2 separate regions of the Mus musculus genome follow, and region 2 is linked to region 1. Evidence: chromatin loops called from intact Hi-C (ENCODE). Cell type or tissue: left cerebral cortex. All regions are shown on one strand. Links, peaks and the distances in the headings refer to the core of each region. The heading gives the core; the rest is flanking DNA.

The links. Hi-C counts contacts between places; a loop is a spot of excess contacts. Peaks named below come from ENCODE experiments on the same cell type or tissue, not always from the same donor. Only the 100,000 strongest peaks of a DNase experiment are listed, where the experiment ranks them.
Region 2: it touches region 1 in a loop (7-fold over the local background); 2 of 42 quality-filtered maps call a loop at or near these places.

What each region holds. Positions count from the first base shown.
Region 1 is chr10:109,001,095-109,016,479 of GRCm38, reverse strand. It overlaps Syt1 (synaptotagmin I), which reads left to right and starts at 5,505. Exons shown (of 11, transcript NM_009306.3): 1 at 5,505-5,904. In left cerebral cortex, for the core only: a CTCF peak has its summit at 4,813; DNase peaks (open chromatin) are centred at 7,924, 9,716, 10,803, 12,395 and 4 more places; H3K4me3 peaks cover 7,694 bases; H3K27ac peaks cover 7,872 bases.
Region 2 is chr10:109,635,492-109,650,876 of GRCm38, reverse strand. Gm40757 (a long non-coding RNA gene) reads right to left here. Exons shown (of 3, transcript XR_872022.2): 3 at 8,741-8,863. Among named protein-coding and RNA genes, the nearest start is that of Gm40757, 45 kb to the right of the region's middle. In left cerebral cortex, for the core only: no CTCF peak of the experiment used is centred there; DNase peaks (open chromatin) are centred at 7,807, 8,813, 9,503, 10,390 and 3 more places; H3K27ac peaks cover 4,915 bases.

The DNA.
Region 1 (15,385 bases), core at 4,466-12,465:
CTCGGCATGTATACATTATGGCTTCCAGTTTCATGCTTTTATTGGGTTCCTAAGGGTATGCATAAGTGAGTCTCAGATTCTTGTGTCTTCTTTTTGGGTTCCTTTCCTTTTGTTTGCTTGTTTTATCAAAATCTGAGGTGTTAGATTTTTGTTTTATCTTATTGTATTATATTATATTATATTATATTATATTATATTATATTATATTATATTACCTTAAAAGCCTGTTTGTTTTTTAACGAAAGGCAGAGACAGGTTGGATCCAGATGGTAGGGAGGTAGGAAGGAGCCGGGACGAGTAGAGATGCCAGGCTAAATGACTTTTAGAGAGAAAGACAGACAGAGACAGACAGACAGAGAGAGAGAGAGAGAGAGAGAGAGAGAGAGAGAGAGAGAGAGAGAGAAGATGAGAAATCAAAATGGATTGCTATGGTAGTCTTTAAAAGCATTTTCCAGGGAAAATGGTGTTCTTCAATTATCTTGCCATTAGAATAAGATGTTTCTTGGTTTTGAAGATTAATTCAAACTAAATTTTAACAACATAAATGATAAAGCTTATCTTCTCCATATATTCAGTTGCAATTTATCTCCTGGAAGGGAACAACCTATAGACAACACAGGGGGACAGGAGGCTGGCACTGTACACACGCTTTCTCTTCTTTCTTTCTTTCTTTCTTTCTTTCTTTCTTTCTTTCTTTCTTTCTTTCTTTCCCCTTCCCCTTCCTTTCTTCCTTTCTTCCTTTCTTCCTTTCTTCCTTTCTTCCTTTCTTCCTTTCTTCCTTCCTTCCTTCCTTCCTTCCTTCCTTCCTTCCTTCCTCCCTCCCTCCCTCCCTTCCTCCCTCCCTCTCTCCCTTCCTTCCTTTCTTCTCTTATTATTTACATCTTTATTATTTACATGCATGTGTGCCTGCTAAACTGTATGTATACCCTGCACATGGAGGAACTCATAGAGGCCAAAGGAGGGCTCCAAATCCCCTGGAACTAAAGTGATATGCAGCTGGGAGCTGCCTGACTTTGGGGTTGGGACCAGGACCTGGATCCTCTACAAGAGCAGTGTGACTCTCTTCAGTCTTCAGCAATGCAAGCCATCTTGTCAGTTCCAATTAGAAAGCTCTCATAGTTTTTCAAACTTAGGCAAAGTGTCTTCCTCAATATTGGCTTAAGTAAATGAAATGATAGCAGAAAATCTTCTCTCAGAAACTTTGGGTTGGGGGAGGGGGGGAAGAAAAGAACATAGAAGAATCACTATAAGCAATATAATGGTAAAATAAAGTAGTTAGTAGCCCTTCTTACCCTGTGAGGTGGTAGAAATTAGCACCTTCTTTGAACAGTGTTTCTTAATGTTTGCAAAATCCCTAGACGTATGTGTTTTGCCCATACATTATATACACATGAGAAATAAGCAACACAAGCCTCTCCAAGGCTTGGAGAAATTCTTGCATATCTTTCAAGGCCACACAGCCAATTAGTTCTAAGGTTGGGATTCTACAAAATTCTCAGGCCAGAAAACAAATGCCTAATCAATCCCCTGTCTTAAAAAGAAAAACTCTAGGAAAATGATGAGCTATATCTTAAGAAGCAATGGCAGAAAACGAAGTGAAAGGAAATATATGTTTGAAGAGTTGGTTACTTTTAATTTTTCACAACTCTGAGTAATGCTATTTTTACCAAATTACTGGCTTAACAATTAAGGATGTAAGGTTTAAATCCATGTGAGAGTTCTGATGAACTAGAAATGTCTGTACTATCCACCCAATGTATGTATATTCCACCAAAATGTTAATTTATTTATATCTCTCTTATGCAAATATTTTCTGAGGTCCACAGAAATCCTTGTCTGAGTTTGTGCCTAATGAATTTCTAGTTTCCAAATTCCCTCATTCCCTCTCTTCCCATGAGACACACCTCTGTACTCTGTGAATCGGTCCAGTTTAGTTTCTATTCTGATCTTGTAAGCTAAAAAATGGCAAAGAAATCATTAAAACAGGAAATAGAAAAGTTCAATGATAAAGGAATAGGAAATTTTGACATTGAGACATGGGTTGTGTAAAAAGATTTTTTTTTTAGTTAATAAAAGTAGGGCTTTGTTTATGCATAGAAGCAAAACATTCAAAGGAGAACACAGGTCTGAAAATAACAAGTGATTAAGGAACGAATCAATACCATATACTCAGGAAAGGAGTTGGGTTGATGGTAAAAGAGATAGGAATCCTAAGTAGGAAAGTAGCTATAAGCAGGCTAGTAAAAGTGAAAAAGAACGAGTCAAATTTATTGAACTTTCTTTTTAACAAACAACGGTGTGATGTGAAGATGAGAATTCATACATAGTGTCTTCAATAAGAATATATCTTGGGACTAAGAAGATGCTCAGTCAAGTTCTTACAAGTGTGAGGAGCTGAGTTCAGTCCTTAGCTCCCATGTAATAGCCAAGTGTAATGCTACATGCACTTGTAATTTTAGCACTGGGAAGAGAGAGGCAGAAGGTCTGTGAGGCTCAGTGGCCAGCCAGTAGAACTTAATTGCTGAGTTTCAATTTGTGGTGATTTGAATATGCTTGGCCCATGGGAAGTGGCACTATGAGGAGGTGTGGCCTTGTTGGAATAGGTATGGCCTTGTTGGAAGAAGTGTGTCACTGCATAGGTGGGCTTTGAGGGCTCCTAGTTCTCAAGGTCTACCCAGTGTGGAAGAATCAGTCTCCTGCTGGTTGCCTTCAGATCAAAATGTATTTCTGCCTACACGGTGCCATGCTCCGGATAATGGACTGAGCCTTTGAAACTGTAGCCCAGCCCCAATTAGATGTTTTCCTTTATGAGAGCTGCCTTGATCATGATGTTTCTTCACAACAATGAAACTCCAACTAAGACAGAACTCAAAGAGACTCTGTCAAAGAAGGCAGGTGGCATTCCCAAAGACAATAAGTTTTCCTGAAGATAATAACCCGGTCATCCCTTGGCCTCCATAAGCATATGTTCTTTCACAGACAGACAGGCACACACACACACTTATAAAAACATGATGTTGATACTGTACCAACCAAATAGGACCAGGCAAGGTCTTGAATGAATTCCCAAATGGCTGACAACAATATGAAAATATAAAGGAGAATCAAAAACTTTGGTCCCAAAACAAAACAAACAAACAAACAAACAAAAAACCCAAAAATAAAACAAAACAAAACAACAAAAAATCTTACTTTGTATCCAGTCAGTATATATAAATAATCTTCTTAATATTGATAAGTAAAAATGCTACTAATTCTAAAATTAAGTACAGTGAAATATGCCCAAAGCCTATTTCTTATTATAGGCAGCTGTCCTCTTCAAGAAACACTGAGGGGTGGGGTGGGGGAGTTCTGACATATCCATGTCCCCTAGAATACTTTCCACTGAAGGACACTGTGGGTAGCCTATGATGTGGACAGAAAAAACGAAATTGCCTAAAATGATGATAGACCCAGGGTTTGGAACAGAAATTCAAAAATTCTATATTCCCATTCCATTCATTAACGTGTTCTTCTTTTTTCTACATGTTGCTGTTGGTAACTGGGAAAAATATGTAGCTTTTAAACTAGGAAAAAAACTAAATAGAGAGCAATGTATATTTTTAAAATAAAAATTTCCATTAGGTGGATATTATAATGCTTCTCTCATGCACTCATCTTCATTGGAGAATAAAGACAAATACTCAGTTTTTCTACCTGCTTTTACTCTGACCCACTCCACTCCCCCTTCTCTTCAGGCCTCTCCCCTCCTTGGCCAAACATTTCAAATCAACTTACAATGTCTGTTATCTCCTCTTCTCACCTATGAAACTATTTTCAAATAAGGTTTAGGGGCTTTTTTTGGAAAACCGAAGGTGCATATTACATAAAGTTACAAGTTGAAGGTGTATTATTTTCTTAGTTTACCTCTGATTCTAAATTCTTGATAATGCAAACAAAGCCCAAAACAAAAGGGTTCATGTCCCAGAAGGATACATTTATGTGAAAGTGGCCACCTTTGGGCATATATTCTGAATCTTAATCTTAAACATTATATAAATAGAAGAGATTTAATTACAAACCTGAAGAAATGTGTTACTGTTAATTGAATTCTCTCTACAGTTACCTTTGCACACCAGTGTTAATGAAACTCCAGTTCAAAGTGGATGAGTTTGGGGAATTGCGATCGCTATTTATTTCCTTACCTGAGATGCCAGGATCATCCTGTCAGGAAAATAAAGAGCCCAATTAGGGGAGTGCTCATTTGTGGCTATTGATCAACTTTACAAAAACTGCTAAGATTTCCAAGCAAAACAAGAGGTTCTGAGGGCACTGAGCAAGGTCAAGCGAGTGGGAAAGAAAAAAAAAAATCTCTGTTAGTGACAAGAAAGCATTTCACCTGTGGAGTAAAAGGCTCCTGCCCTTGGGAGCTAGACTCCACCCCAGGGCCAGCCAGCCTGCCCTCCCGTCCAAGCCTCTCAGCCTCCCTGTTTGGCATCTCTCGGTATTACCAAGCTATAAATTGCCCAGGAGCTTAGAGACAATCAGGTCACGGCTGCTCTCACGAGGGAAAAGCTTCTTACTTCCGAGCAGAAGGGTTCAGCTAGGAAGAGGAGGGAGAAAGCCCTTTAGTCCCCCACCGTGCGGGCGGGCAAGGGGTGAAGAGAGACGGAGACAGGGGGGGGGGGGGCGAGCACAAGCCCAAGAAGGTGGAAAAAGCGTGCCTAGCAAGGTCGCACTTGACCCAAGTCTCCAAACTTATTGGTCGCTGCATGGAAACTCCCTGGGCGCTCGCTCCATTGCCTAGCAGCTGCAGCTGGGTGGAGCCTCGCTCCTCCGCCCCACCTATGGATGGACCTTGCATACAGCTCTGGTCCACCACACCCTTCCTGGGCGGTCTCTAGACATCTAGCTGCCCTGACATTATCGGAGCCTGGCTTCCCACTCGAGTTCAGACGGAATGATGTGACTGGTCTCCCAAAGCAAGAAGGACCACCTCTATCTCAGTAGTCCTGCTTCCCCACAACTCCGCGGTGTCAAATGGCCAAAGACAAACTTCTGCCTCTCTCGCGTCCCAGCTCCCACCTTTTCAACCTAGAACTCACACATATCGAAACTCCTAGGATGCTGTGTAGATCTGGGCATGCTCAGTATCAAGGCAGGTTTTGATTGAAAGTTAAAAAAAAGCTTTGTATTAGGCTTGCTTCTTATCCAGTGCTTATGGCTTACTGAACAGGTTGAGGGCATTCCCGAGTCTACCCACCGGGTCTAGAAAATTATCTTTTAGTGTTTTCTCTTTGGGATCTGGTCTCCTCTTAGTTCACCCCACCCCCGCCACTCTCCTAAACCCCTCTCCTCAGGTCCCTGTCCGCTGTGGGGATGGAGAGACTCTAACAGTACTGGGCTGGGCTCCGTTGCCTGAGAGGAGCCACCTATTATCAGTGCTCTCTGATTGGCTCTTCTGAGCAGCGTACCTTGGTTGGAACCAATCAAGAGCCGGGGCCGGGAGATGATGGGCGGCCGCCTCCTCACTGGAGGGATTCCTGGAGAAGCTGCAGTGTGGGGATGCTCTGACCGAGTTCAGCCCCCAGTGTCTTTCCTCCTCCTCCTCCTGCAGCGACAGCATCCGCAGTTAGCAGTGGGCAACTTGAGGCTGTAACCGGGGCAAGCCCCCAGGGTCCTGCTCACCCAACAGGGGGCTCAGGTCCCCGAAGGGGTGTGTGCAGGGCGGGGGCGGCCAGCTGGGACCAGCTGGTGGCCCTAGAAAACCTCACCCACACCCACACCCACACACCCCTTTTGTGTTGCAGGCTGCCCCTCTGAGAGCGGAGGCAGCGAGAGAGTACTCGTGTGCCTCGCACCGGTCCGCGGTGAGAGCAGCGGGGACCAAGACTCGCACCATCTCCCGGTCGGTCCTCGCTCCAGGTAAGGCAGCCCCACTGGCAGCGCGGCCACCTCGGTGGTACCTTGGTACCTCTGCGCTTCAATCTGTCGAAGAGACGTAGGTACACTTGATTTGTGGCGATGGGAGACCTAGGGAGGGATCCCCCCGTAAGCCTATTGTGAGAAATGCAAGACCACAAGTGCATCTCCGGGGAAAGCACTTTGCACAGGGCTGGTGATTCAGAACCAGGAGTTGATGTTGGGCATCCCCCATCTTCTTGCTTCTTCCATTCTCTCCTCTGTCCTCCACCCCCCAGCCCCCTCTCTCCTCCCCCTCCTCCTATTCTAAGCCAGTACAGCCCCCCACCCCCAACGGGGGGTGGAGGATTGTCTTTCTTACAGGGAAGAAGGGCAGTGAAGAAGAGAAAAAAGATTTCTTTCTGTTGGAGGGAGGATAGATTGCAACCCCGTGTGAAAATATGAGTCCAGGAAGGGATGAAACCACACAGGGAATTAAACTGAATGAGAGTAGACAAGGAGACCAGCTTCTGCTCTCAGAAAGGAAGTGTCAAATTTGAATCCATCTCCTCCTTGCAAGAGGCTACAAATGGAACAAAAATAACCCAACACTCCAACCCACTTTCAACTGCTTAATTGCTGCTGCTCTCCTGTGCCTGCTATCAGAATCTTCTTGTTTGCATCTGTCCTGTGGGGCTGACAGTTTGGGATAGCACCTCAGGGTCACTGTCTGAACTTTGAGGGCTTGTTGAGTTTGTAAAAATTAAAACTAGATCATCACCCTCCCGAGATTTACCCAGGTAGCCTTTATAGTGGGAGGGTAATAACATGGGAAGTTTCAAAACCTTTCCAAGTGACACCAGAATTATCAGGAGACTTGACTTTTACTTTGATCTTGCTAATCTGGTTAGCCTCTGTGGACTGTGGACGTGTTGATGTCCACTTCCCTAACCTTAACCCTTTGGTGAAACACAGGAAGTTTAACTTTTGTGTTAAAACTGCTTTTGTGCATGAGATTTCATTTTTTTTTATCTTTTTAAAGGCTGCCTCCACATGTCACTGTCTAGATACTAAATTCAAGTCTCAACACACTCTTTTAATATGAAAACACTAAATAGATATAAAATTGATGTTTCTTCAGTTTTCGTGTTCCCTTCAGGAGGTAGATGTAGGTTCAGTTGACAGGATCCTCTTGGACTAGAGGAAAGTTTAGAAAGTAATGGGAGGAAGATAGTCTCACATTTGAAAGATCTTAAGGGGGAAACATTTCTCTTCTCACATCATGTTAAAAAAGAGAGCCATTGAAACAACTTCCATAACTGTCAGAGAAACAGGTCAAGCACATCGCACTTGTTAGACAGAGTCTTGACAATAGCTTCTGCAATCTCTAATTCCATCATCTCTGATCTAAGCTTTGTTTTCCTATTATTCCTCGGAGACTGATAAGCGATTACCATCAGCTGGGGGGGGGGGGGAGGCGGTAGCGAAGGGAAATATCCAGTTCTATGTAACAGGAGGGCAATGCAACCGGGTTCTGCAGGAGCAAAGCGAAAGCAGGAGATGCTGGTTCCAAGATAAATCTTTCTGATGTATCAGGAGAGACGCCAAGTCGTAGGTTTTTTTTTTCTAAATGCCCATTTGAGATAAGAAGAGGGGGTCTTCCCTTTTTAAGTCTCTCTCAACTCCCACACCAGCCTGGGTACCGCAGGTAGGTCTTTTCAATCACACACCTTTAACTTGTAAGTTTCTACACAAACTTAGGAAAGAACCGACTTCATGTGGCATCAGTGATATTGACTTGTATATTGATAAATATTAATATTGTACATTGTTTTCAAAACCGTTTTCTATTCTTGATCTCACCTACCTTAGCAGACTTCATGCACCTAAGCAAGTGAGCGTGCGCGCGCACACGCGCGCGCGCACACACACACACACACACACACACACACGCACACTCCCCACACCACACACATACACCATATGTATACACTCATACCACTCGTGTAGAGGCACACAGGAGATTTTTCTAAAGCTAGACCTCTAAATGACTTGAAAATGTAGTGTCTCTGCTGAGATCTATGACTTCAGAGGGAACACTTTTTGGGTACAAGGACAAAAGAATAATCACTTAATTACTTCATGTGTGTGTACAGCTGAGTTCACAAGTTTAGACATGAAAAGACATAAAGGAAAGAAGTAGCTTCCCGTGGGGACAAAATAAGATTCTGTTTGCGTGTTTTTGCACTGTACCGGGGAGATGTGAAAACGTGGGCTTGGATTTGTTTGCATGACTCTGTGTAAAATATTAATTCTATCAACTGCGTGTACAGAGATGTTTATGAATGTGAAATTTTTTTCATATACTTCTGAAAAAAATTGAGCCTTCATGTCCTGCAAGTCATATCTAATTGTAAGATGTTATGAACGGATTGAAGACTTTAAATGAATTTAAATGATACAGGAAATTTATGCTCACAATTTTATACACTCCTAATCTTTCCCCTTTAAGATGATGGTATAGTAAGTCTTAGTAATGCTTAAGAGTGGATATGACAATTATAATTTAAGATATGTTTATCAGAACTGAAGGCTGCAACTGTAGAAGGGAAATCCTAGTCCTGAAATACCACATGATAGTAACCAATATTAGTTTCAAACCTTGTGTCTACATAGACAGTGTTAGCTATCCTAGCTGGTTAAATTATTAGGTGGTTCTAATCAGTTTTTTTAAAAAGGAGAAAACGTGCTATTTCCTTTCTCAGATATGCATACTAGACGTGATGCTAACAAAAATAAAACTAGGAAATGGTAGTTTGTCTTAATTTTGTTTGCAAAATGGGCTGTGAGATAAATAAATAAAATGAGGAATGCCTTGGAAATCTGAAAGTTAATTTGAACTTCCTGATAGTCTAATAACACATTGAAATAATACCAAGTAGTCTCTTTTGATGTCATTATATTAAATCAATTTAGAGTATATCCCCAAAACAGATTCTCATAGCCATCTTATGGGAAAGAATTTAGATTTAAGGAGGAAATTTATTTAAATCTCAAACCTGGTTCTCGTGCTTCCCAGTTTATGCAACATCTGGGAAGGGTTATTATTAATTTTAATTTGTGACATGGTATTTATCTTCCTAATGGTAATTATTATGCAGTTTTGGGGGGTAAGAAAAGCACAATAAGACTATTTGATTATATAATAGAGAATTTTATCTAATAGTATGGGTAACCCAGGCGAAACATGGACGTTATGCCAAATTATAATGTAGTTATAGTTTTACAAACATTTTACAAAAATGTAATTTTTTTCTCATTAAATATCTGATCCACTTGTGTTTTAAGTATTTTGATGATTTATTAGTCATGAATGTATCTGCATTGAAAATTTATTAGATACAAGATGATTCCTAGCTGAATTTTATTTTCATTAAAATTAGCCAAATCTATTTATACACGGATAAAACAAATGAGTATAAATACATAATTTTAATTTGTATATATATATATATATGTATATAATTTTCATACTTATACACATATCCTAAAATTATGTAATATTTTTTAAATGATGAGAATGTAATGGGTAGTATTTTATAGTAGGTGGAAAATTGGGGTACTCACTTTTCTAGTACCAGTCAAAGGAAGGTAACAACATTTTAGCAATATGTTAATGAGACTTTGGGTAGAAAGCCTATGATACCTAGAGACAAAATATATGTGCTCCAAGAGCTTCACTTTCACTGGCATGTGTTTCCCACGACCGGGGAAGAAGGGATGGAATGACTTCTCGGTATAAGAAGATGTTCCTCTCTATACGCTTAGCAGAAGTTGACATCATAATGTTGTTTGATTCGGACATAATCGAGGATAACGTCTGTTTGTAGTGGCTTTTCAGATGTTTCAGTGACCATTTGCTTCTAGGTAACATGTTCATTCATTTTTTTCGTTTTATGGAATTGGATGACATGGCTAGTATTGCTTTTTTTCGAGTGGGGAAAAAAGAGTGGTATCTTCACGTCTAAATTCTTCAAGGAAGGACTTACATTTTTCATTTGGTTACATAAACTTCATCCAGACCTTTTCATTTTACATGTGCAATTTCCTCAAGAGAATTTTCATCTGTCCCAGCAAAAGGGAATGGCTCTTCTCCCTTAGATTCACAGAGAGGTCTTGAGATGTTATTCCATTGGCTCTAAAGTAAGCAATGATACCTTGGCACACAAATAGCACCATACTTAAGTGAATCCATTATCAGTGGGAACATACACTTCCTTAAAGTTATGATATCGCAATCCAGAAGGCTTTCATTCTAAATTAGGGCTGTCCGCCATTGTAAAATGTCATTGTTATCTATAAATGTGTTTTAGACTGCATTCATAGGTGTGTCCTGGGACCTATGCAGCCTGAGGCATGTTGGACATACATGCCTTAAAGTGCATAAGAAAAAGAAATTGCTGCATTGTAGAAATAATAATGCTGAAAGTCTTGTTTGTGCACTGCAAAATATAACCTTCAAAACTCTTAGCAAAGGGATCTTTTAAGATAACAGTCAGTTTCCATTCATTTGAAAACAATACTTAAGACACTTAGTAAAGACGATAAAAACTAATTTAGAGTTACAAGCACATTTTTGATACCGTTATGAGTTTCTGGCCACCGCTCTGTGAAACTCAAAGCTCATAAACAACAACCTCTGTAATTTTTGTACTTATCTTTACTTCAAGTTTGAATTGCGGAGATCAGTTCCAATTCTCTTTGACTTGGTTTTGATTCTCTAAATAGCCACACAGGACTTACAAAAGTGTCATCTCAGTGGTTACGGTATGAGGAATAAAGGGGGAGTGGTGATTATTTCTGTAACCGTCTTAACTGCAGAGAGCACGGTTGTTGTACTGATTGGGTGCCTGGGGGGGGGGCACTATGCCAAAACAGATCTCCAGAAAATTATGACGCAGGCAAAGATAAAAATTACCATCTAGTTCTCAACTGTTTGTGCTAAACAAGAGATGTAGAATTTTGCATGCAGTGAGAATGGCCTTTAACTCCCCCTTTATTCCTCATACCGTAACCACTGAGATGACACTTTTGTAAGTCCTGCATGGCTATTTAGAGAATCAAAATCAGAATCAGGCAAGATTATTTGCCAAAGATGTAATTCAGTAACTTTCTTAGCAGCCCTGTCAGACAACATTCCTTACTATGCACTAGGTTAGCAGCATGCTACTGAAACCACAAATGATATGTACAAGACATTTAGCTAAGGTCCTCTGTCAGGACTGACTTAATTCTGGATGGAAATATCTGATAAATCCCATCTAGTAGGGTACAGAAGTGGGCCCTCACTGTCTTTGTGAGCCTATTGCTATTATTTGTGAAATATGGCTTAGTGGATGACTCTAACACGTCCAGCATCTGTATAATTATTTTTGCCATAGGGAGAAACTCGTTGTATATTGTTCTCTGTGAGAACTAAATATTTTATTTTCCCTCTTAAACAATTCAGCTACTTAATCAAGGATAAAATGTGCACTGCATACTCGAAGACAAATATAATTGAAGATTTTTTAAATGTCAAACATGCTTTCCCTGAATTGCTTAAATGAGAACCACTGTCTCTGTGTTTTGTCTTCACTTTCCCTGACCATGACTATAATTTCAGTGACATGGTAACAGAGAAAGGATCAGACAACCCCACTTCAAGCCTCTGATGAATTACCTGGGTGCCCCTGCAGATTACAGCATCCTGTTTTGCCTGAAGCTCATTTCTTCCTTCTTACCTGTGATCCCATGCCTACCCTAGATAGGAAGCAGGTAATTGCATTTATTAATTGCTACTTTGAGATGCCTTCATCAACAAGGAGGCAAAAACACATGGAAATACTCAGAACATACACAGCTGTGGGAGACTCCTATTAACCCTTTGATGTGCGGTGCAGTCGCTTACATAAAGTGGAAGGCCATTTATAAAACAACTTCTCCTTCAGGAATTTCTTTCAATTCTTCACAGGTTATGTAAGCCAGCATCAAGGCCATTAAACCAGGAGTTGCTAGAGCATTTTTATTTAATACCTGAGGATAATACTGAAGGACTTATCCAAACAAGAGTTCCAAGTTAGGCATGGAGGTAGACACCTGAAATCCCAGTAGCTGGAAGACTGAAGCAAGAGGATCAGAAGACGTATGCCATTCTTAGCTAAATAGGCTAGCCTGAGCTACATGAAATCATCTCTCAACCCTTGCCCCCGCCCCAGAAACAAATTCCAAATCCTACCTTCTCAAACCCAAATATGTCTGTAGTGAAGACCTTTAAATGGTAAAACATTGCACCCTTTTGGCTTATAGATACGTGGTAATATATGCTTGTTCTTCTGCATTCCTAGGGTTTATGTTGAAGTAGCATGAACAGCAAGGCTGTTTTAAGGATGCATCCTTAGAAAATATTTTTAAACGAAGCTGCAGCTGGGCATGCAACTTACTTCACAGGCAATGAGCAAGCAAGGAAGCAGGGCAACGGGGCATAACAACTGAAATGAGCATTAGGAATTGTTTGCTACTCTTGAGCAAACTGAGTGTCATTTCTCCCCAGTTCTGGCCTCCAACAGTCTATACAGTGAAGTTGGTGATGCACAGGAACTACCTCGTGGCTTATCTTTGAGGAAAGGGGGAGAGGGGGGGGGACATATCCAGAAATGCTATTTAAACAAATGGTTTAATGGCCTTTGATGCAAGACCAGGTGGGAGAGCAAGGGATTCAGGCACCGTGAGACAGCTCCAGACTTTGGGTTTTGAGTTAGCAACATTGTTAAGAAGCAAAGTTGACACAGTTTCTCACCAGAAAGGCTAGGTAGCAAAGCGATGAAATTTGTTTCTGACATAGTGTTTCTGCCAGATCCTGGCTTACCAGGCTGGCTTCCTGCCTAATCCCCGGCATTTTCATCAGATTTGAGGAAGGAATAAAGCCAGCCATTGGGTATTAGAACATATTTCTAGAACATTTTGGATCTCTTCTATAAATAGAGTCACATCGCCATGCTACTTTAACAAATATTGAGAATATGAGACCACAGATTTTAGATTAAAAGTATGTACATGTAAGCAGGACTGCTGTCTGCATAAAAACGTGTGAGTTTCCTCTCTGTATACAGGCATTGTATGAGTCGCACATGCCATAACTTGTAGGGATCTGTTTTAAATGTCTTGCTTAAATTACTATGTTAAAATTTAAAAGTCAAGCAAATCACTACAAGACATGTCTAAGACTAGCAATCAAAATGTGACATTTTAAAAGAAAACCAGCATATCCCTAAGCCCAAACTATACCACTTTTTTTTTTAAGGTTTAATTTTTTTTTATGTCATCTTGATGATTTTTCCCTCTAGGGAGTCATAGATACTTTCTGAGCAACTCCTCAAAAACACAGAATAAATATTGATGGTAGAAGAGAGCTTGACTTCTCTAGGAACAAGGAGGGAGATGAATCCTGCCATGCCTTTGAGATTCTGTCATCAAGGACATATTGAGCACATAGGAACCATTTTTATTTCTCCTGGATTCTGACTTTTTTACCTGTACTTAGCCATTGAAGCATTTTACTGCTTACTGCATGAGTAGACGATATTATTATTTCAGCTCTCTGGCTATGTCACTACTCCGTGAATTCTCTGCTTTCTTCTTCCTTCCTGTAAGACCAATTCCCCCCTCAAACTTTTCCTTCCTGCTCTCTCTTTTCATTGTCCTTATCATTCCCCCCCCCCACACACACCTTTTCTTTCTTTTTGACACTTCATACATATGTCCCTAGAGATGCGGAGCCAGAAGGCTTTTTTGTCTTAATTCTATCATCTCCATTACCAGCTTGGTTCAGTTTTTCCAACAACCAAGTCATGTAACATGGGTACATTATAACAACCAAGACATGTAGCGTGTAATGTGTATACATTAGCATCATAAAACATATATATGCATATGTGTATGCATATATATATATATATATATATGAACATGTGCTTAATCTGTTTACATAATTGACAATGCTTAGTGGAATGTGCCATGACTTGACTGATTTTTAATAATTTGCATATTTAGGCCTCCTTATGCATAATCTTTAGACCCAAACTGATTGCAGAGAAAAATGAAGAATTACGCTCTAAAACAAAAAGTGATAACTTAGCATGGAGTGCTCTGCATGCTACCCTTGGCAATGCATTCCTTCTTCTTACCTTAATTGGTACACAGTTCTGTATTAGGGAAATATTTGTGTTACACTATTAGATCTTTATAGTAGATTTTTCCATTTTACAGATGCAATAAATAAAAAGCGATTGCTTTGGGTGGCTACAATTATACTTAGCATGTTTTTATATTTTTGTTTATTAATTTATATTGCCTTAGTGCTTAATAATGAGAATCAAATGTGTCATAATCCTCCCTATATAAGAGACTTAGTTTGCTCTTGGTGATCACAAACAAACAAAATCTATAATCATTAAATCAAAGTCTGTTTCTTATTGAAAAGATGAGGATGTTTTAATATTCTGTTATTTCTGCTATGCTAATTTTGAGGGGATTAAGTTCGTTTTTAAAAATTAATCAAGCACACATTCTTAGTCTATTAAAAAAAAACTGAAAAGAATTTCAAAGCCTATGCCATAACTCAGTTTTCCTTTAGTTACCACTGTATTATGATGATGTCAGATTAGGAATCCCATTTTCCTCCTTATTTCTAAATTCCATAGCTCTAAGGTATCTGATACCCTTAAGGATGCAAAGAACCGTGATTGGAATAGTAGGAGCGTTAGCTGGGCCATAGCTTCCTGATGCCCTCTCTCATTGCTCTCCTTGGCACTCACAGATAGAGTTTCTCATTGCCCCTCACCTAGCACTGTTAGGAAACGCTTGAGCCTATTGGTGCTTTCCCTTCCTAGTCCTATTTCTATGTTCCCCAAGAAATCAGAACCAAACCCTAACTGTAAATTAATCCCATGTGAAGTCTCTCTGCTGACATCTTCTGTCCTCAAGACCAGATTTAGGAGGAAACACTAGAACTCATGATCATTGCAATATGAATTAATATCACTGGCATCATGGATTCTCTTATATAAGGAAATAGAAATTATCATTGAGGTTGGATTATGGAAATAATGGAAAATTGTTTGAATAGACTAGACCTTTGTAGGGGCTCTTAGATGAGGAAAATGCCATCGCTGTCTTATTTCTCCATACATATCAAATACTTTCCCACATGGTTTGAATTCTGAATCCTATTTAATAACATTGATATGGTTGATAATATGTCCATATCTTTTAATAAGAGAATGATGGAAAGGAACATTTAAGGAACTTGCCCATGGTTATAGGATGCAGTATGTCATGGGTAAATTCTTAGTCATCTGTTCACTGTGGCAATACATATTATTATCCTTGGACATATAAATGGCAGATGAAAAAGAATAGAGGGTGTTCCATAGTGGATAACAATGGAGATATAACACCTAAAGGC
Region 2 (15,385 bases), core at 4,845-12,844, 630 kb before region 1:
TGTGTGTGAATTGTCATGAAGTTGTGTCAATGGATAGAAGAAGAGTGGTCATCATGTATAGTTTAGTTACTTGAACGAATTTTGCACATTGGTGGTCTCTCAACTCAGAGTAGAAGCTATCAGCTTTATACTGGGCTTTGAAGTTATAAGCTCAAGGGCTAGACTATTCTACTGGTGGATCTTCGCCTTGGTTGATTCATTGATTGATTGGTATTTATTTGGTCTTTTTTTTTTTTTTTTTTTTTTTTTTTTTGGAGACAGTTTTTCTGGGCAGTCCTGATGGTTCTGGAACTTGCTCTATAGACCAGGGTGTCCTCAAACTTGGAGGTGTGGGCTACCACTGCCTAGCAGGGTCTCCATCTTTACATGTCTGACCTCATACGTTTCTCTCTGCTCTCTCTCGTCACTCCAGCTCTGGTGACTTTCTCACTTGTCCCAGGACTGCTGAAGCTGCCATTTCATGAATATGGAATATCATTCTACACAGAGATACATCTGCACCGCGTGTTCCTTTAGGCTCAACTGCGGCCTTTGAACACATCCAGGTTCCAGTCATTGGAACCTGTGAATGTTACTTAATAAAATAAAAGACACTGCAGGATGTCACTAAGTGAAGATCCTGAGACAAGGGAAGTTTCAGAAATTTTCCAGGTGGGCTCCAAGTACAGCCATTCGTGCTCCTTAGAGAGGAAGGAAGGGGGAGATTTGATGCAGAAGACGGTCATGTGACCCGACAGGCACATCCTATCCTGGCTCTTTAGAAAGGGAGGGAGGGGCCAGGAGTCAAGGCAGGTAGCTCCCTTAAAAATGTCAGTCTCCTAAAGTTCTCCCGAGCAAGGACAGCCTGACCTCCTCCTACAAAGACTCTCAATGAAACTCTCCAGGATTCTGGGATACAATATGGAACTCTAAGGGAGTAAAAGTTTGTTGTTTGAAGCCAACGAGCTTCTCACCATTCATTAAAGCAGAAACAGGAAGAAAATTAAAAGCAGCCATATTTGCTTAAAGGGTTGGGTGGTTGCCCACCGAATGTAAAACTGCAACCCTCTCTGCTCTCTCCCCCACCTCTCTGATTCTATGCTTGGTCCATCTTTAGTCACATGAATGTCAGACTTTTGCCAGTTTCTGTTTTGGCAAAACAGAGTTTGTTAAATGAGGCAATGTCAGCCTCATTAGTGAATGGGGAGAGAATATTATTCTCTATATAACACACTGAACAAATACCTTTACACAGGGAGTGTGAAAAAGACCATGTTTCAGATAGGAACTGAAGAGTATTGAAGTTTCAAATACTCTGAAATGAATGGGTAAGCCAAGAGCAGGAAGAAACGACTTCATGGTTTTGATTTGTTTTATTGGTGAAATATGTTGAGTTGTGGTAGGGCGTGGGAGTGGATACCTACAGCTCTGAACTGAAATTTTTCCACTGCCCCTCCCCTTTATCCATTTTGTTGGGACTTCTGTAGGGAATAAGAGTTCAAGGACAGGAGAGATTGGGATGAATCCTTTGGGGCCAGAAGCCCTGAAGTAAACCAGTAAATCTTGATGTCTTCACAGTTTTGTTTTTCCATGAGAATGTAACAACATAAACACACAATTTCCTGCATGAAGGGCCAAGCATATAAGCTCTATTGCAAAGTAGCAGAAGGAGGAAAAAATATATGACTTTAAGAGCTGGCACAGAATTTCTCCTAGGGAGAGAAGAGTCATGTTTGGTCATAAATATGAGAATGAAGCCCCTTGGGCATATGAACAGATGGTTTATGATCAAACAAAGGACTAGCTAACGCTCTGCAGCTGAAATGATCTGAAACTTTGGTGGGAGCTACCAGCATATGCGGTTAGTCTGTGGAGGAAGGCAGGAAATAGCAGGCTACAAAGCTAGATGTCTAGTAGGTTTAAATAGAAAATCCTGAGAAGTTTTAGCATCAAGAGTACCTAGGAGACAATATAAGAATTTTCTTGCTGTGCAAATGGGTTAATAAACCTTTCCACCTCTGATCCCCAAATGATAAAGTGAACTATGAACTATGCATAGCCTTGGGATGGAGGAAATATGGCCACTTAAGACCCCTGAGGCTAAATCTTGGGGATAACTGGGGGGGGGGGAGGAGGCAGAAGAGTTCAGGAGTAGGATGTGGCATGGGGTAGAAAAACTAATGAAGTATAAACTTGCCTGCCATATCTTTACTCAAATAATCATACAATATTTAGCAAATTCAAGCCAAGTTCATGCAAGTATTTTGGATGCAATCACTGTGGCCAGCTGTAGCTACTGGACATGGCAAAGAAGCAGATGTTTGGATTATAAGCTTAACTAGGAACATTCCCGTTGCATTTTCTTAGTCTTTAAAGGAAAAAAAAAACCCAAAAACCTATAGAGGAATGAGTACAAGGAGAGAAAGTGCTTATGGCCCCTTTTGTTGGCTACTCTGGTCCACATTTGTCCTTTGGATCTTTTCTTTTAAGAACTCAGTTCTGGCCTGTTTTGTTCTGGGATATGTTCCCTTCCCTTCTTTTCTGCAACCATACATACACAAGATCTCTTTTCTCATCATGCCAAGTGTCGTGCTCCCTGATGCCCGCGTGCTCCCTGGCACCTTTGAGAGATGTCCTGCCAACAGAAGCTGTGCCGGCCCCCACTGCAGCTCCAGTGATTCAGGCTTCGGAATCAAACAAGTGCAGACCCTATTATTAATCAAAGTAGGCTCAGAGGAGATTTGCTTGGGAGCAGTGCAGAGAGCAGTAATAACATTAAATAAGTGCCTGTGGGTAGTTACACAGGGAAAAATGTTTCTTTTCTTGTAAGATGACAGATAAGTGGAAAAACACATTAGGGTTTGAGAGCCTGGGTGGGAAAAGTGCTGTCAAGAGTGGCCATTTCCAGACCTCTGCTGCTCGCCAGAGTGTCCTGTGTGTCCCAGTGCCTCCTCTGCTGGGGCTGTCAGAGGGCTTCACTCAGAGACCACAAGATGAGCTAAGGCTCAGCACCTTTTCATTGTTTCAAATTTTAGATTATTTTTTTAAAAAAACGGTTTGTTTTAAAAGCAATAATGCACTATCCCTGGGATGCAGAACTGGTGGTCTTAGTTCTTTTGAGTGTTCAAATGGCTCATTCATTTTTTTTTCTAACCAATTTCTGTTCAGTGCATGCTGCAACATAATACAAATATGATATAGGTATATACCGCCACATAAAGGAACCTTTAATATATATATATATACATATATATATATATATTAAACAAGTAAAATATATTACTTAATATACATATATACATATATATGGCAAAATGTAATACATATATAATTATATAGAGAAAGGCAATGTATGTACTATGTAATGTGTAATAAATATGTACTATGTAACACATAACATATAATACATAACATATAGGTTATATATATATATATATATATATGGCAAAAATACATGTCTACATGCAGATACAAACTAAAGCAATTAATGTTGTAGTCACTATTATATTTTACATGCCTCATTTTCTGTCATCATACTTCAGGAGCTGTGGTAAAAGAGAAAATACACACAAGAGGATTAGTCTTCTTGTTTTCAAATCTCCTCCTCCTCCTCCTCCTTCTGCCCCTTGCCATCTGTTGGGCACCCATGACCATGTATAGAAGGACCACTGAGAACGACACCAGAGGCATCCAAATAAGAAAACACTCAATAGATAATCCAGTCTTGGAAACAAGATGTCTGCACCATCTCCCTTCATTTCTTCCACTCTCTTGTATTCAATAGTTTCAAAGTGGATCAATCATTTCATCAAGGAATTCATTCTAAGCTGTGTGGGGGATGCTGAGCACCTGTAATTCCAGCATTGAGGAGGTTGACACCCATGACCGTGATTTTAAGACTATGCTGGAATATGTAAAAACAAAACAAAACAAAACAAAAATACCGTACCTCAAAACTAACTACAAGAAGAAAATCAAAGAACAAAGTCTCCATCTTTCCCAACTCCCCGAGCCTCTCCCAGTTCTTCCCGACCTTGCTTATCACTGTCTCTCCAGGGGCAGAACCGGTGCCTACACCACTTGTGGAAGTTTCTCCACACGTGGTGCTTTATCTTATTAGTCCTGTTACACATTTTTCTTTGAAAATTTTTACATGTGAACCAGTCATTTTCTAAGATATTTGCTGTTGGTTCACAGATTTCTATCTTCTCTCCCAGTATTTTCTATGTTCCATATCTGCATTCCCAGTGAAGAAGAAAGTCTCTTCAATAGTTCCTACCCACACCATATTCCTCTTTCTGAACTTGTATGTGTTGAGTAATCAGTACACCCCTTCCCGTCTACCTTAACCAGAACACCCTATTTTCTTTATCTCAGAGTGTATCTTCCTAGTGATATGAAGTAGTTCAATACAAACAAAATAAGACAAAAGCAAAAACAAACCAAACAAACAAAACCCAAGATCTACCTTTTCCTCCCAGTGTTGCTCATTGCCATGGTTTTCTCCTACAAATGTAGTGATGGTCTTCATAGCATTTGGCTTATAGTCTTGACGTAGGTCCTCGAATTATTATAATCAAGATTTCTCTGCAAGTTCTTAAAGAGACTCACGATTTTACATAAAATCTGTAAAGATCAATAATATTAGATAAAGACATAAATATCCTATGAAGTTGTTTTGTTCATCCTCTGTTGTTCTTGCTATGAGAGCCACATGGGAAGTTAGAGCCACTGAGAGTTCTTATGTCCTATCTCTCCTCATACATCCCAGTTCCATGCAATTGCTGGAGAGGATGCTGAGTGGGGTGCCTTGAACTATGTAATCCTTTCTTTTACTCTTTTTGTCTCTGAAAGAATACCTAAGAATCTGTAGGATTAAAAACAATCTTCATCTATAAAATAGCATGTAAAAGGCTCTGGGTTTATTTCCCAGCATCACACATGGACACACAGGCTCAGACATAGTCACATGCATGCATTCACACACTTGAAATGCATAGGATATATTCAGGCAAGATCATTAGATTTCTGTAGAAGTCAGTATTTGGCAAAGGTTGAAAGAAAAGACATATAAATAGATCAATGGATGAACATGGATCTCTTTGCTAGTAGAAATACACAGTAGAAAGACCCTACATTTGGATTGTTTTTATAGATATGGAGTGTTGTCTAAGGTTCCCCTTCACTTAAGATCAACAGGACTCTTGAATCTCTTAAGTATCTGTAAAGTAGAAAGAACTCTATTTTGGAGAATGACTGACTCATACTAATACTAGGTCTCACCTGTGGGAACAATAGCTATTTATATCCTTATTGCTCAGGAATTCTGTCAGGAGCCTTGTTCGTGTTTTGCTAATCCTTTTATGCTGCCACAAGTGAAATAGGAACTTTTTTCCCATGGGTGCAAATTGTCACAGACTTGGCTTTATTTGTATTGAAAAAGAGATGTTTAGTAAGCTTGTGATCAACAAGCAGGATTTTTTTTTTCTCAATTTAAGTTTCACAGGATAAAGATCATCAGTGAACTTACTTGGAAATGGTTGACAGGACTGGGGAGCTAAGAGTTGTAAAAGATCTCCTAAAATACATGTTGACACCTGAACTGCTGATACAAGAAAAGAAAAAAGACATATACATTGGTCAAACCCACGACTGTCTTGGGTTAACAGTATAAAAACAAGCAGAATGTTGTTCACACTTCTGTGTAATTCATCTACATGATTCAATCCCACACTTTTTGATGGTGTGCATTAGGTAATACCAGCTGACTTTGAAGTTTCTCAATGTGCTCTCAGAAATTAAATGGTGATTGACATGTCTGTGAACTATTGATGTGAAACCAATGCATGCATGTGCATATTTTCAGACATTAGCTCTTCTGCATCAGATTCCCATAATATCAATCAGTGCAAACTATTTAAGAAACTTTGCTTCTGAGAGAGGTATGAAATGTCTGTCAAATTATGTCAATGCCTTGGGGAAAAGGCTGTGAGGCATAAAAACAATGTATAGGCTTTAGAAGGGCCCAAATGAGTGGGAAAATTCATTTCAGATGGTCATAAATGTAGTTATCATATCCACACTAGTTAGCCTATAAGCTCAAATGGCTTGAATAGATTATCTGATAAGGTCTAGATTATCCTAGCTGGAAAATGATGAATAATAAGGAAATAATATCAATCTACAAAACAAACAAACAAAAACTAGAAAGATGATGTCTCTGTTCGGAGAAAGAACAAATGATGCAGGACTGAGGGTAAGCATCACAGTCCATCACACAAAATACATGATACGGACTTTGGAGAAGAGCCACAAGGATAGTCTAGATAAATAGTCTTTTGTTTATTTTCTTCCATGTGGGAAATACTTAACTGGTCCAGTGGTGGGACAAAATACTTGGTATTTAACAGAAAAATAATGTTATTTGCTTAACACTGTTTTGTAGGTAGCAGAAGCTGTACTGTGGAGTTTTTGTAACTGGGTCACCATGGGCATCCTGATTATCAGAGCTAATATTTATGTGTTCCATGTTCCTCAGTGCGTTGTGAAGTTTATGTATACCACAATGCAAATTTGTATGCAATGGCTATTCAGAGCAGATTCAAATCTGAAGCAAAGCTCCTGTATAATATGTGCCACCCGAAAGCTAGAGTTCAGGAAAGGCAGAATTCATTTCCTTGCCTGTTGCATAATGTGGAACACACTCAGCTCTGTGTGCTGGTGAACTCTATTATAGCATGTTTCTAGGAGTAAATTTCTATCTCAATGAAGCACTAAGAGGAAGAAGCTGAAGAGAACTCCCTATACTGTCTCTAGCCTCAAAGCAGCGATTTCAAATGGTATACACTATAAAAAGTAATGTTAAAAAAAAACAAAAACAAAAACATTGGGTAGTGACTTAATCAAAGCTCTAAAACCTACAGAGCAGGTTGCCTGGACTTCCTAGGGGGAGAAAACACAGGAAAGGTGCAGGAAAGAGACTAAAAAGAAAAAGGATGGAGAGAAGGATTGGGGAAATTAGAAAGAGGCAAGGCAGAGGAGAGACTAGATGTTTCCACAGAACAGGAAGCCCTTCCTGCGTCATTCTCCACCCACATACACACTTGGACAGAGCGGTGTGAAAAATCTGTGAAGTACTGAGAACATGCCCACATTTTCTAACCATCTCCTCTGAGCTGTTTATTCAGAATTGTTCCAAAACTCAAGAAAATCATCTTCCTTCTGCATCTATGTAGCTGTCTGCAGCTTCTAGCCTGTGGATTTTTATCTCCTCCAAATTAAATCCTCGCTTATTTGTAAATTCTTCCAAAATATAATTTGGGGGAGCCAAATTGAATTTTGGATCTTGCATATTTACCTATCCCATTTCTGATTGATCATCTAAGTGTATTATTCATGGTGGTTGGTTTGCACTGACAATCTAGAACTTTCCAGGGGGAGACGGGAGAACAGAATTTCGAGGAGAGAAGGCAATGTGGGAAAAGTGGAGAACACAGAAGTGACCCGAGTCCCTCCTTTCAAGCTGAGTGGATCAATGCTAACAGCTGAGGGAAGCCAAATTGTCCACAGTTGGGCACAGTCAATCCAAATCTGCCCTGAGCAGCCGAGACTACGGTACATTCAGACCATGGCGAGTTCAGCCTTTGGTTCTGATGTACACATATTTCAGTTCCAAGAGTAAAGTTTAATTTGGGCAGAACAAGCTCACTGGAAGAAGAATAAATGAATAAATGAGCGTTAATATGGTTTAGATAGCATGCCATTGTGTGCATTGAATTTTCATTGAAACCGTGCACGGCAGCATACCTATGGAGAAACATCTACTATTTCCTTTCAAAATCAGTTGACAGCTTCTGGCTTGAAGAGATTTCAAATCTATGAAAGCATGTGAGCCTGGAGCCAGAGTCTCTTTCTCTTTTCTTTGTTGCTGCTTAGAGTGTCTTACATAATCATGTTGCCCAAATCAAACGCATAAAAAGTAGATTCTAGGAAGTGACAAAAGACCAAGTGGCCTTAGCTTTCAAGGCCACTTCCTGTCAGAGCTGTGGTCAGATGCAGTGATATATTTTCCATTTAAGTACCCAATGAATTAGTATGGTTCTTATTATAATGGTGACCTCATCTTATCATTTTTAGTTTGGCTGAATACATTTCAGGTCCTTGGAAACAAAGGGAACATCATTAGAATATGCATGAATTAGATGAATTGGGTAAGCAGAGAAAAGTCAAAGGTTTGGGAAAGGGGAAATTGCATTTTATGGAATAATAATGGATGTTTCATCCATTCATTGCTACATCTTCTTAAAACTAAGTATAATTGTGATTCTTATGATAACTTTGAAGCAACCTGATACTTTGACCAGGATGTGTTATAAGAATTATCTATGGACATAACCTACTTCTTAATAAATAGCACAGTTCAAGCTAAAGAGTCACATAGATTTCTTTTTATGTCACCGTCTCTTTTTTTTTCCCCCTCTCAAACAAGAACTTTAAGGAATAGCTTTGTGAAAAGGAGGTAAAGAAAGCCTTTAGGAAATGATGTCGCACTGAGCAGTTCGTTTGGATTGATTGACTTCTCCATTAGTCCCTCCCGATTGAGGACAATAAGGGTTTAAAACCCGTCTGTTCAACCTATCAGCTCGAATGCAAATTTCCACTAGACTCGGTGAATTCATTCCGATGTAAATTATAAACAATAAAAATCATAAACAACTCACAGTGACAGACAGAGAATAAACAGGTCCGTGTCTAGCACTTTGGAAGCTGCGGTTGCCTAGGAAAATGTAAGCTAAGAGATGCCGCATCACCGAGTTCAGGCATCCCAGGTGACAGATGGCACAAAATCAATAGCTGATCAGAGACAAGCACTTGGTATTTTGTCCTGTGGGTGGGAGGAAATAAGTGTTAAATTTTTAGGGGCGGGGGAACCCAGTGCAGAAACAGAATCTGCATACAGACTGAGAAGCAGGCAAAAGTTTAGCTGTCTTTCCTTAAACCTGTAGAAAATGTCGGGTGTCCTAGCAAAGTTAGACAGATTCTTCACTGGCCACAGACCTCGTACTAACCACTTTAGATGTAAAACTTATCCCGATTGCTTGTTAACATGGGAAACAGAAATTCCTTGAAGTATTTAGCATTGTGCAATATTTGGGACAAGGTCTTAAAGGTGGAATTTAAAGTGAAAATCTCACATGTTCATGTGGCCAAAAGTGTCCTGGGATTTTGGGTCCATCGACATCGTCCACGCTGTTCTGCTCCAAATCTTAGCAGCTTGATCACAAAGGATCTTCCCATTTCACCACATTAAGAAGCTGGCTGGATTTAGGCGCTAGAAATCTGGCAATAATCCTTGATAGCTCCTCCTTTCTTATCATGTAAATTTATCTATTTTTGCCTCTGCAAATTAACACCTCCACTGCAGGTGCTTTGGTGTCCAGAGAGACCTCTCTCGTTTGACAAGGAAAAAGAATGGCTCCTTGTAGTCTGTTTTCACGCCTGCCCTCTAAGGATTCCTCTGCAAAGCACGGAAGTGGGTCTCTTAGAGACAGGTCCTTGGTGATGCTGTTTCAAACCCTCAGTCACTCCTACAGCGCTCTTAGGAAATCCTTGGGTTTGCTTGCAGAGCTCTGCATGACCAGCATCCCAGCATCCCAGCATCCTGAGGTTTCCTTGGCTTTGCCCTCCTCACAAACACTCCTCTGCTAGCTCTCCTGCATCTTTCCCCAGGGTTTTCAAGTTCACAGGCATCTCTTGCTGCGCTTGAGTGAAGGACCTCTTTCTCTTCCAGCATATTCAATCCATTAGCCGGTCCAGACTGACTTAGCTTCATAGGAAAAGTCAGTTTCTCAGAGCATCTTCCCTTTCTGACACATCAAGTACCTTCATCCAATCGTACTGTAGGCTAATAATTTCTTCCCTAGGCTTGTAGCTGTAGTTGATCTTTGCCACTTAGTGGTTTCTTGTTTTCTTCAACCTTTACACCCCCCCCATATCCCCCCTCCTCTGTTTCACTCTTTGTTATGAGATAGGATTGGAAGGTGGGTCTAGGATGGAGAGAGGGAGAGGGAGAGAGGGAGAGAGGGAGAGAGGGAGAGAGAGAGAGAGAGAGAGAGAGAGAGAGAGAGAGAGAGAGAGAGAGATCCCTGAATCTAATTTCTTTCCTTTTGTTTCTTCTTTGAGCACAACTACGAACAAACCACAGCCAACACCCCTGAATGTCCAACAACCACCAAACCTGCCTTTCAGAGTTCTAGCCTTTCCAAGCCCTCTAAAAAGTTGCCAGAATTCAAAATGTCTCACAATCCCAGATACGATCTGCAGTTGGCAGATCCATGCTTTCTGCCAGAGCACAAGGCAAATCAGAGTTAGCTGCTGCAAACAGTCTCAAGCGCCCCGGCGCCCCACGCCCCACTCCCCACACCTGTGATTAAAACAAAAACACATGCTTATATCATGTCTGTGTTTTCTAAAGAAACCAAAATTCTAAAACTGTCATTACACTGGCGCATAAACACGTTCAATGGCTTTTGAAATTTACTGAGTAAATGACTGTGTCTCCATCCCCCACCCCCACCGCTCCTTTCTATGAATTGAACAGTTTCTTTAGGGGCAAAGAGAACCTCACAGTCTACTTTGAAATCTTTTGAACTTTATATAGAAAGCACTTCCTGAAGGCCCCATAGATGTTGCACTGCATATTACAGGGCTCTTCGAGTCAGGCAGATAGATAGATGTTCAGTGGCCTCACACTGTGAGTTTGTATTTACTGTGAAGTAGGTTTTCTTGAAGAGCAGTTCGGTGACAATCCAGACATAGTTGTAAGCACAAGTAATGTATAAGTAGGTATTTTTCTCCGCTTCCAATAGTGCTTTTCTGCTTAGTAACAGGGGACAAATTAAAACAGATTTAGTTTAGTAGAATCCACTGGATTATGAGAGCAATCACGTGGGAACATTCTGAGTTGTATGAGAGTCAAGCAGAAAATAGCCTTGTCTGAGAAGTTTTTGGTGCATAGCTGAATTAAACACCTTTACCATCATCATGAACCTTTATATGTATATATATATATATTCAAAGTTCATTAAAGCAGTTTACCAACACTTTCTATGTCTACATTTTGACACCAAAACAATAGATCTTTCCTGATAATGAACAATTAGCTAAAACAAAATTTGAAGTACTTACTATCTATCTATCTATCTATCTATCTAATCTGTCTACCATCATCTATGTATCTATGTATTTTTTATTTGTCTGTGTATCATAATCTATCACCTATCTTCTGTCTGTCATCTATTTATCTATGTGTACAGGTGTTTTGTCTGCATGTTCATCTCTATACTATGTATATTCATGGTGATTGCAATGACCAGAAGATAGACTTGATCCACTGTAACAGGAATCACAGTCAGTTGTGAGCCACAATGTGGTTGCTGGGAATTGAACCTGGGTCCTCTGGAAGAGCAGCTGATGCTCTCAGCCACTGAGCCATCTCTCCAGCCCCAAACTATATTTTTTTAAAACAGTAAAGACATTAGAAATGTATCTTCTTATAGTGCTATGGGCTGGAAGTTCGAAATACTTTTAAACAATGACAATATTAGAATTGTCACATCAAATTCCATGTATTAATATGTCCTTATTTATAAATCTCTCTCATTTTTGCTTTGTATTTGACTATCAGAGGCATCTATTGTATCTTTACTGACTTGTCCAAGTTAGGTTATTTAAAAAAAAACCTTATATTGTTGTTGTTGTTGTTGTTGTGTGTGGACACATGTGCCATGTTGCCCCTGTGAAGGTCTGAGGACATCTTTGCAGAATCTCTTCTCTCTTCTCCCTTCTCCCTTTTACATAATGATCTGGCCAGTTTTATGTAAACTGGACACAAGCTAGAGTCATCTCAAAGGAGGGAACCTAAACTGAGAAAATGCCTCAGGAAGATCAAGTGCAAACAAACCCATGGAGCCTTTTCTTAATTAGAGGCTGATGTGGGAGGGCCCAGCTGATGGTGGGCCCTGCCAGCACTGCGCTGGAGGTCCTCAGTTGTTGGCTGAGGAAGCCAACAAGCACCATCCCGTATGGCTTCTGCGCCAGGTCCTGCCTCCAGATTCCTGCCCTGACTTCCTTCCGTGAAGAACACCAATCCGGAAACGTAAGCTAGATAAACGCTTTTCTCTCTAACTTGTTTTCGGTAGGTCTTGCTGCTTTATCGTAGCTATAGTAACGCTAACGAAGATAAATGAGGTCCAGGAATCCATCTTGGGCCCTCAAGCTTGCAGAGTAGGCATCTTTAACTGCTAAGGCAGCTCACTGCCCCCAGTTTTATTTTTCCCAATAGAAACATAGCAGAAATATGAAGGAACGTTTTACTACTAAGAAATTCTACGGGCTATGATATGGCTATATAAAACAGATAATGCGTACCAGAAAAGCATATTTTTAAGGTGTGACCCTTTGCATTTTCATGTTTTGCTAGAGGGTGATATGTTAGGCATTTAGGGGCACACGCAGCTGACAATTGGTATGCTATGAGGGTTTTCAGTCCAGCCTATGTTGAAAACTCAGTTGACAGATACTTTGTCCAATATTTACTTCGGTGATAAATGACTCGGTATTTTTTTTCATCGTATGCAGAATATGCAGTTGACTAACTTTCTAAGTACACAACCAGAAGGTTCTTGTGAAAGGAAGCGTCTAAAGGCAGCAAAATCTTTAATTGGTGCTTAAATTCAGGCAGCTGTCTTTCTGCAGCTAGGCTGCCCCAGAGAACCTGCCTAATGTCGTGCTCAGGATTCCTTTAGAAGCAGCTCCCTGTTACCCTCTCTCTCGGGGTAAGAGTTGTGCGTTCGCTTCAATTAACCTCCTCACTTTAAGCAAAACTGTGTGGAAAGACGCATAGAAAAACGCCATCCTGTTTACAGAGCTGAAAGCAGCCCTGCCTTAAAGGCTCGCTCTTGCTTCTTAACCTGCAAGCTAATGGTAGACAGAGTTCAGCCCTTAAACCCAGCAGATGGCTGAGTACACAGGGCCATTATCCACCCGCCCGTCCCTTTTCCGCCGTAGAATGTTTGCGAGAAAAGCGTCCACAGAATGCATTTCTTTTCTCTGCCTTTTGACAGGTAAAGAATACGTGGAGCATTCTATAAATCATGTCTCGAGGTGCTAAACCTCATCGATTTCGTAAAGGGTTTCAGAGAGTTAGTGCATGTGAAAGGTCCCTTCCAGTCTGCTGTTCTGAAGTTGCAATATTATTACTGCACTGGCCTGATAAAGTCTCTCTGGTTTTCAAACTCATTAGCGGAAGATTTGTTTTCAAACTATCTTCCCCTTGCCGCAAACAGTCCCTTCAAGTGACTAATCTGAGGACCAGTTTGATGGGCGTCACCTGAGAGTTCTTTAGGAACAAGTTCTTGGACCCTTCCAGGTGAATCGTATGTTGCTTAAAGCTTACAAAGGAAAAACCTTCTCAAATAAAATTTAATTTTTGACCATTTCATTCATATATAGAATTCATTCTGTGAGTAAAAGAGGGTTAAGACTGTAGACGGTGAAGTCAGACTACCTGAATTCAGAAGAGGTTGGGAGTTTTAGCCAGCAGTGAGTCTGTGGGTAAGTTACCCCTCTGGCTAAGCTTATCTAAGTGCACGAGTGGACTTCCTCACGGCGCCAATGGTCAGCCTAGGCTTAGAAGGGTTCCAAAAGAAGGGGTGTGTGGGAACGGCAAAAACAAATGACTCAAAGTCAAGTCATGAGTCTAAGCTGGCAGCCTATGCTCTCTTCTGGAGATGGCTTTCCAGCTTGCGTTCTCTCTGTTCTGCATTCTTACCCTCTGATCTGCTTACTCTAGAGATCTCTGGACAGCTCTTTCTCTTTGTTCTCCTTAAGACCGTTCTCCAAGCAGTTCTCTCTTGCTATTCTAAAACATTCTCTGGGTGGCACATCTCCTGCAGATCGTTAGCCCAGTCTTTAATTTTCCAGATCAATCCAATCATTTACTTCAGGTTTCTTCTTGATTATCCTAAAAATCAGCCTCCAGGGATTCCCAGCCCTTTTATGCTTAAAGAGACAACAAGCACACATTTTGTTTTAACATTGCAAAAGAAATCGGAGTTCTAAAGTCCCAGCATTTACCATTTTTGCTGAGACAGAGTCATACCTTTGCCTCCCAGACTCATGCTGTCTCTGATTATCATCGAGTCTTAAATGTTAATGGGAAATACATCTGCACAATGGAGTACTACTCAGCTATTAAAAAGAATGAATTTATGAAATTCCTAGGCAAATGGATGGACCTGGAGGGCATCATCCTGAGTGAGGTAACACATTCACAAAGGAACTCACACAATATGTACTCACTGATAAGTGGATATTAGCCCCAAACCTAGGATACCCAAGATATAAGATACAATTTGCTAAACACATGAAACTCAAAAAGAATGAAGACTGAAGTGTGGACACTATGCCCCTCCTTAGAATTGGGAACAAAACACCCATGGAAGGAGTTACAAAGACAAAGTTTGGAGCTGAGATGAAAGGATGGGCCATGTAGAGACTGCCATATCCAGGGATCCACCCCATAATCAGCATCCAAACACTGGCACCATTGCATATACTAGCAAGATTTTATCAAAAGGACCCAGATGTAGCTGTCTCTTGTGAGACTATGCCAGGGCCTAGCAAACACAGAAGTGGATGCTCACAGTCAGCTAATGGATGGATCACAGGGCTCCCAATGGAGGAGCTAGAGAAAGTACCCAAGGAGCTAAAGGGATCTGCAACCCTATAGGTGGAACAACATTATGAATTAACCAGTACCCCGGAGCTCTTGACTCTAGCTGCATATGTATCAAAAGATGGCCTAGTCGGCCATCACTGGAAAGAGAGGCCCATTGGACACGCAAACTTTATATGCCCCAGTACAGGGGAACGCCAGGGCCAAAAAGGGGGAGTGGGTGGGTAGGGGAGTGGGGGTGGGTGGGTATGGGGGACTTTTGGTATAGCATTGGAAATGTAAATGAGCTAAATACCTAATAAAAAATGGAAAAAAAAAGAAAAATTAAAAAAAATGTTAATGGGAAGGACATTCCTAAAAAGAGGAATGTAAAACATCTACATTAGTATACAAACAAGCCTTATGCCCATAGCAGTCATTGACAGTTCTGAAGGCCCATGGCTGCTGGCCCTGTACCAGGGGCAGGAACCATGTCAGTCTGTCCCCACCAAGGCTGTGCCAAATGAGGTAGAACCCATGAACTGTTGGCAGTCATATTCCATACATACATACCAATATGTGTCATTCTTTAATACTTGGAGCTTTTGTGGAAATATCTAGCAATATTTATGTGACCATGAGTATTTGTAGGCTATTTCAAGACAACCCAAAGGATTGAAGAAAAAAAAA